Linked DNA regions of Mus musculus: regions 1 and 3 are each linked to region 2. Evidence: chromatin loops called from intact Hi-C (ENCODE). Cell type or tissue: left cerebral cortex. All regions are shown on one strand.

What was found. A loop is a pair of places that touch in the nucleus more often than their neighbours do. Peaks named below come from ENCODE experiments on the same cell type or tissue, not always from the same donor. Only the 100,000 strongest peaks of a DNase experiment are listed, where the experiment ranks them.
Region 1: it touches region 2 in a loop (2.7-fold over the local background); 4 of 42 quality-filtered maps call a loop at or near these places.
Region 3: a loop joins it to region 2, with 2.5 times the contacts of the local background. A loop is called at or near these places in 20 of 42 quality-filtered maps.

The regions. Positions count from the first base shown.
Region 1 is chr11:3,913,698-3,916,197 of GRCm38, reverse strand. Slc35e4 (solute carrier family 35, member E4) reads left to right here and starts at 1,534. Exons shown (of 2, transcript NM_153142.3): 1 at 1,534-2,500. In left cerebral cortex, CTCF peaks have their summits at 1,448 (motif pointing right) and 2,219; DNase peaks (open chromatin) are centred at 1,520, 1,861 and 2,264; H3K4me3 peaks cover 1,215 bases; H3K27ac peaks cover 1,234 bases.
Region 2 is chr11:3,713,085-3,715,584 of GRCm38, reverse strand. Osbp2 (oxysterol binding protein 2) reads left to right here. Exons shown (of 14, transcript NM_152818.3): 6 at 34-88; 7 at 351-497; 8 at 869-1,114. Among named protein-coding and RNA genes, the nearest start is that of Gm51881, 27 kb to the left of the region's middle. In left cerebral cortex, a CTCF peak has its summit at 951 (motif pointing left); a DNase peak (open chromatin) is centred at 941.
Region 3 is chr11:3,770,356-3,772,855 of GRCm38, reverse strand. All of the region lies in intron 2 of Osbp2 (oxysterol binding protein 2), which reads left to right. Among named protein-coding and RNA genes, the nearest start is that of Gm51882, 2.4 kb to the left of the region's middle. In left cerebral cortex, a CTCF peak has its summit at 1,334 (motif pointing left); a DNase peak (open chromatin) is centred at 1,241; H3K4me3 peaks cover 1,051 bases; H3K27ac peaks cover 1,733 bases.

The DNA of each region.
Region 1 (2,500 bases), 200 kb before region 2:
AAGAAAAACAGACCATACCTCTCTCTGCAGCACAGTCACTAGGGAGAGGTTCTTTTTTTGCTTCCCAGCCTCCCTCAGAAGTGTTTCCTGCACCCCTGGCTTCGCAGGGAGGTGGGCCCCTCATACAGTAGGGCTCAAATTTGAGGGGTGCTGTGGGAGGCATAGGCTGCTCTGAGATCTTGAGTAGACCCTAAGGAACGTGAATGAGCCCTCTACCCCAGTGATATCCTCCTTGAATCCGGGCCTCCTGGCTCTGGATCCACAGTAAAATACAGTCTGATGTTGAGACAGGTTAAAATGGGTTTCTGAGGCTAGAGAGATGCTCAGTGGTTAAAAGCATTTACTGGGCTGGAGAGATGGCTCAGCAGTTAAGAGCACTGACTGCTCTTGAGTTCAATTCCCAGTAACCACATGGTGGCTCACAACCATCTGTAATGGGATCCGATGTCTTCTTCTGATGTTTCTGAAGATAGCTACAGTGGTGTATGCATATACATAAAATAAGTCTTTTTTTTTTTTTTAAAGCACTTACTGCCCTTGCAGAGGACCTAAATTTGGTCTTTAGCACCCACATAGTAGTTCACAGCCACTAGTAACTTCAGATGCAGGAGATCTGATGCCCTTTTGGCTCTGCAGGCACCGGCCATGCACATGGTGCGCACACTCACATGCAGGCAAATCACTCATCCATATAAAATATCTAACAAAAAAATTGTTCAAGGAGCTGGAGAGATGGCTCAGCAGTAGGAGAACTGGCTGCTCTTCCACAAAATCCAGGTTAATTCCCAGCACTCACATGGCAGCTCACAACTGTCTGTAACTCCAGTTTCAGGGGATCTGATGCCCTCACAGACATCCATGCATAGTTACAGATAGACAGACAGGCTAAACACCAATGCACATAAATCTTTTTAAAATGGGCACAGAAGTGGGCAGAGGCACCTGCTTGTAATCTCAGCATTCCCATACAGACATTCACACCACTAATAATAAACAAAAAATTTAAATAGGAAGAAATGCTTTTTAATTCAAAGAAGCTTAGTGGATAATGGATTAAAAATCCCAGAGGAATATAGTTCACTGAAAGCCCAGATTCCTCTTCTTAAAAAATGTGTGTGTGTGTGTGTGTGTGTGTGTGTGTGTGTGTGTTGGAGGGGGGAGGGGAGAGGCTCATTCAGTTTCCCTCCCATAACTCTTCTTGGAAAAACTATCTAAATGCCCCAGATTTTGATCCTTTCCCTGGAAGTCTCCTACCTACACTCTCTGCCCTTCAACTTGGGTTACTCAGCAGAGATCTACGGGTTCCCGCGGGTATCAGACTCATCGGAGGCAAGTGTGACAGTGTAGATTCCTGGTTCATCTGGGACAGAGATCTGATTTAGGTCTCAGGTGGGACTGGCTTATTTTCACCTGAATTTCTTTGGGAAGGGATTAGGAACGCTTGCAACAGTGCGGAGTCACGACCACCAGAGGGCGCTGCGGGCCGGGCTACACAGTTGCGCTTTGCGATCTTGTTTCTCTAGGCAGGTTGTCATCCAGGACTTGTTTGACAACAGAGCCGGGTGAGGCCTGTGCAGGTGAGCGGGAGCTTCCCCAGAAATCCAATTACCGGAAAGAGTCCAGGATGGACCTTGATTCTTGCTCACGCGTTGGGCTGGGAACAGGTCCCTGGGTTTCAGCTGCTTACCCTAACCTGAATTCAGGTGGGAAACCCGGGAACCATCCAGGATTCTGCTCCGTGGGCCTCATGAAACCCAGCTGTGAGTCACCTCGGAATGCCTAGGGAGCAGCACATAAAGTCGGCTAGCTCGGGATGGATGCCGGCCCGCTGTACCCTGCTTCCCGGAGCTGTGGTTAGCTTTGGTGATTCATTTCCCCTTCTGCTGCCCCAGAGGGGGCGCCGCCCTGGTTTGAGAGGGGGAGAAAAGATCTGGAGTGGAATGGAGGGGGAACAAGATGAGGCAGCCTTAAGGGACCACGTGGTCTAGCTCCGTTGAATTCCAAGATCTCAAGGAGACCTTTGTGGTCTGGGATCAGGTGATGTGGTATGTCTCACTTCAACGCCCTGCTTCTCGACGATGGCAGACAGCTTGGGGACGGCTCTGCAGAGTGCCCAGGGTTTCCAGCACTGGATACTGGTCTTTTTAAGGAAGGCTCTACTTGGCGCTGGAGACAATCCGGATTCCGGTTGGTGGCTGGTACAACCCACACTCTCCACTAAGGGATTCGCGGCCGCAGCTGCGCAAGCCAAGTCGGGAGGCGCAAAGGCTGTGGGAGGGGCTAGACGTCCGCCGGGCTCCGGGGCTGGTACTCGTGGGCGGGGCCCGGGCTGAGCCCAACTTTCCGGGTGGAGCGCAGCTTCGGTAGCGGCGGAGAGGGCAGGGCCGGGAAGCGCTGAGCCGCGCGGGACTCGGGAGGGACTAGAGCCCGGCGCCCGAAGCTGCCAGATCCACCGCGGGAGCCGAGCGGCAGCCAGAACAGCCAGAGCATCCTGAGAGGC
Region 2 (2,500 bases):
GTCCATAACTTGACTCTTCTTCATTTTCTGCAGAAAGCCTGAGAGTGGACCTGGGACCACCACTGTGGACTGGACCTCAGCAGATAATGTATGTGAGGTGGGAACACACAAGAGCCAAGGGTGGTGGGCACCTCAGCCTCGGGGGTGAGGAGGTATCAGCACAATGGGCCACCTTTGGGTCCCAGATCTGCCTCCCCTGTAGGGCAAAGGTTGCCTCTGCCTTTCCTACCAAGCAGTTTAACAGCATACGACCTTCTGTCAGTCCTTGGAGGGTCAAGAGCAAGTGCATGGGCCTAGAGGACCAGTGGAGCTCGGGGGTCTGCTGATGCGCGTGCCTGTTCCTCTGGCAGGTATTAGATGGTGCCTCATTCATGCCCAAGAATTCATGCAAAGTTAAGAGGCGAGTCCGCATCCCTGACAAACCCAACTATAGCCTTAACCTCTGGAGCATCATGAAGAATTGTATTGGCCGAGAGCTTTCCCGGATCCCCATGCCGGTAGGCACCCTCTGCAGAACACTTAGTCCATGGTTCCAAACAAGGAGACTCTGCATCCCCCATCTGTAGACCCCTGGGCCCACTGTTCCTGGCTTTGAGCCTGATGGCCCAGCTCTGGGCATGTGGTAGCCTGATGCCATGGCTTTCATGGAGTTGACATCCTAGTGAGAGAAGGGGACAGTGTACATAATCAGGGTGACACCAAGTGGCATGTCAATGAGGGACATGTGCCCGAGGAGAGAAATGGAGGCAGGGGGTGCTGACATGGAACCTCACGGTGGCAGTGCCACCAGTGTAGGGCTGTCCTGTGGTATCTAAGAAAGGCAGGGACATTCTGATGACCACCGACCACGGGCCTGCAATACCCACAGGTGAACTTCAATGAGCCCCTGTCCATGCTCCAGCGACTTACAGAGGACCTGGAGTACCACCACCTGCTGGACAAGGCGGTGAACTGCACCAGCTCGGTGGAGCAGATGTGCCTGGTAGCCGCCTTTTCTGTGTCCTCCTACTCCACCACGGTGCACCGCATCGCCAAGCCCTTCAACCCTATGCTCGGGGAGACCTTCGAGCTGGACCGTATGGAGGACATGGGCCTGCGTTCCCTCTGTGAGCAGGTACGGACAGCTACTCATCCGGCCAGATGCTACTTGTCAGGCTCGTGGTCAGAGTGAGACAAATGGGCTACAGCCTGCGAACCGGACGGAACCTTCAGTTCATGTCTTGCCATGAGGGGTTTCTCTGGGTAGCTCTGAGGGGCAATGGACCCCTCTTGGCAAGGTCAGGTCCAAAGTCTCCTAGACACAGTGAGAGGCATGGGAGGAGAGTCTGGCGAGATAGGGTCTGGCTGGTGATGGGAGGGAAGGACTAATCCCCCAACCAGGGATTAGTGGAACCAAAATAGAGGGTAGTTTACAGGGTCACTAGCAAGTGTAGACAGGCTAGAGCATAGGTCACCACTGAGCTAAGTGTCAGGCAGCGGCCTGGGACATGCATATTGGGAAGGACACATCCCTGGTCAATATCCCCTCTACCCTTTCCCCATGAAGATAAGTCAGCTCTACCCATGGTCACATGGTAGCCTGATGCTGAACCAGGGCACATTTTGAGTAGAGGGCCCAGTGCTGTAGGGCTGCTCTGGGGGCCCCGGGGTTCGGCCAGAACCCTGAAAGTCACCTGAGCAGGCTGCAGCTTAGAGATGCTCCAGGACCCTGTCAGGTGATAGCAGTAACCAACACAAGGTCACAGTGGCTGAGTGTGAAACAGGGACCAGGAAATACGCTGATACTTCAGTTGTGGGGCTTGGGGGTCCCCGAGTCTTCTCATTCAGTCAGTGGCGAGTGCCCTAGAGGTGCCGGAAGACACAGTGGGGACTGGAAGACACAGAGGTCTTGTTTGGGGTGAGGGTGGGGCGCAGGGTGTTAGGTGCTTCTGGCTGTTTAGGCAGTGTGGTCAGCTGACGGGCTTGGCTGTGCATGGTGGTGGAATACGTGTGGTCAAGCAGACGGGAGAGGGGCAGATGGAAGAGACAGTAATCATGGGCAAGCACTGGGCTCACTTAATCCCTGAGGCACCCTGCAAAGTAAAGAATCTGGGCCCAGACAGCCTGGCAGTTGTGGAATTGGGGTGGGGGTGGGTCATGAAGAGTTGATGGCGCTGCCACTCTAGGTAGGAAAAGGGACATCAGACAGGAATTGTGGGGCAGGGTAGCAGACAAGGGTGTTCTGTGCCGTAAGAGGAAGGCCTGTGGTACTTGGGGCCTATGGTGGGACACTGATAGGACTCCCACTCCAAAGTCAGGCCAGAGTCTTTCCAGAATATGGTTCCACCAGTCTGCCCTTCACCTATTTGGGACTAGCCTGAACTACAACCTACCAGGCATGTGTCACCTTAGTTACTTTTATATTGCTGTGATAAAATACTTTGAAGAGAAGATTTAATGGGGCATATAGTTATGGATTAGCACTTACACCATAGAGAGTCAGGGTTTCTGATGGTGGAGT
Region 3 (2,500 bases), 57 kb before region 2:
AGGCTACCTATTTTTACCCGTACTCTGAACAACTTAAAACCTCCTTAATAATTAAAGCAGGCTCATATCTCCTCTGTAACTGAAGGAGGTACCACTTGAGGGTTGCTAAATCCTATAGCTGATACTTAGTGATACCTAATCCTAGACCCAGTTCACATTTTTTGTTTTGCAAATAGTTTCGTTGTTGTAGCTTATATTGTGGGTAAGTCTCACAGTTGAAGTATCTGAGGAATAGGAGCTGAATCTTCCTGATAGATTCCTCAAGGCAAAAGATAATGAGGTGTAATGAATGCCTAGCAATCAAACCAGCATTATTTTGGTGAAAGCAGTTGAGCCTAGGTTGCCTTTCTGTGCCTCCGTGGCATGGCTTATAAAGTGGAGAACACAACGTTGACCTGGAGTGTAACGCCACAGTGCCAGCTTGGCACACAGGTGTTCAGGAGTACTCTTCATGTCTCTTCCCATGGTTTGTCTCCAATTTGTGAGGGCCTTGTGGGATAGCCTGGTCCAAACTTGGAGAAGACATTCCCTAGGTGGGGAGTGCCTTTGAGTCAGATGTCATCCAGGAATATTGGCTAGCCAGGCTTGGAGCCTGGATAAAAAGGTAAAGAGACTACTCCAGGAGGATCAGAGATGTAACACCGAAGGCCATAAGCATCCTCTATCCAAAGAAACAACTCCCAGGAAGGGCTTGGGACTGAAGCTGGGTCTGCAGCTGGGACTGTAGCTGGGCCTCCTGACCTCATCTCACTGCATCTTCTCCAGCAATGCCTCTCTTCCCATCTTGCTGATGGCCTGCCTATCCTCGTGGCAATAGCAGCTAACACTGGGCACCAGGTATTCTGAAAGCAATTCAGCTATAAACTAGCTGGGAGTAGAGAGCCATTGCCATCTTAACTATGTCAAGGAAGAGCCAGAGTGACTTGGTTGCAGGTATCTAAGGCCCAACTCTCACACGCGCCTCTCCAACATGATGAGAACATCTCACACAAACTGAGGGTCCCAAAGGAGGAAAGGCATGCCAAAGTCACACCCCATATCTAGGTATAGAATCCCGTTCTTTCCTCACACTGTGGTGACAAGTGCCCAAGGTGGGTGAAGGCAGAACTAATCGCAGTTGTGGGTGCCAGTGTTCAGCATACTGTCCCCTGCCAAGGATCTTTTCCCCACTCCTTTGAGTCCCTGGCCCCTCCCACTGTGCTGTTCCACAGCACTCCTGTAGCCAGCCTGGGTGATGCTGGTGGCTCTGTGGGAGAAGCTGCCATAAGACCTGGCACCTGTGTAGAGTCTCTTGCATACATGTCACGGGCCAGACAGCGCCCTCTGCTGCCTGGGAAGCCCATTTGCAGCAGACATTGAATTTGATTTCAGGGGTGATGAGGTCACCTAAAGGTCATCCAGTTGAGTTCCTTCCTCCTTTCATCTAATCCTACCTGCTAGAGGCTGGGCACTGGGTATTCACATAAGAAGACATGGTAGACGAATCGTTTACTGAGTGGACCTCGTGTTGCTCCTTTGCATAGCAGCCTGCCTCGGGACCTCTTATGCATACCCAGGAGCCTGTGTTCTTAATTGATTGTTCTAGTCTCTGGGCTACATTTTCAGGTACCAGGCCTCATCTTCTGTGTCTCCAGTCATGATTACCCCTCCCCTTCAACCCCTTCCCCATGAGCCTCATTCCTTCCTCCTCTTCCCACCTGCAGCCCGGCCCTGTCCCTTTTCCTGTCACATTTTCTTTGGGTTACACTCGTTCCCTCAGGCTATGCAGTTTCATCCCTGATTAAGTTCCCTACCGAGGTTGACATTTTTGCATCTGGCCACTTTCCCGCCTGGGATTCCTCAGAGCTGTGCCTTGTGTGTTTCAGGGACAAATTCTGCTCTTGCCACTGCTTTCCTGAAGAGCCTTCCCCTGCTAGCTCCTGGCTCTGGGAAGGCCTTTCTGCAAGTCAACTTTGGAGCCCACACTGCAAAGGAGTGCACTGTGCTCTCTATGCCTAGGCAGGATTTAAGTGCGGCCAATCCTGCCTGCACTCCTCCAGATCCAACCAGCTGTCTTCAGCACACTTTCCTCCCTGCTCTGACCTCATCACTCTTTCTTGGCTGGCTAGTCACAAGAACAAGAGTCTCACCCTGTGTATCAAGTGCAGCATTAGGTACCAGTCCTATGGTCTGCATTATGTCCTAACGCCCTGTACTTGTTGTTAGTGTGACCTTATTTGGGAAAAATAGGTCTCTGCAGATGTAATCTTTATGGCAAAGTCATTCAGGTTCCTATCGCAGCTTGACAGAAACACACACATGTGTGTGCATGCACACATACACAGGCACAGAATACACGTGCACACACATGAAAACATTGTATAGGGACACACATAGGCACTTACACACATTGTACATGCATGGACACATACATTCACATGCATATGCAAGGACACTATACAAGAACATACATGAATATGCATCCAACACATATGCACACACAGGAGGGCAGTCTACAAAG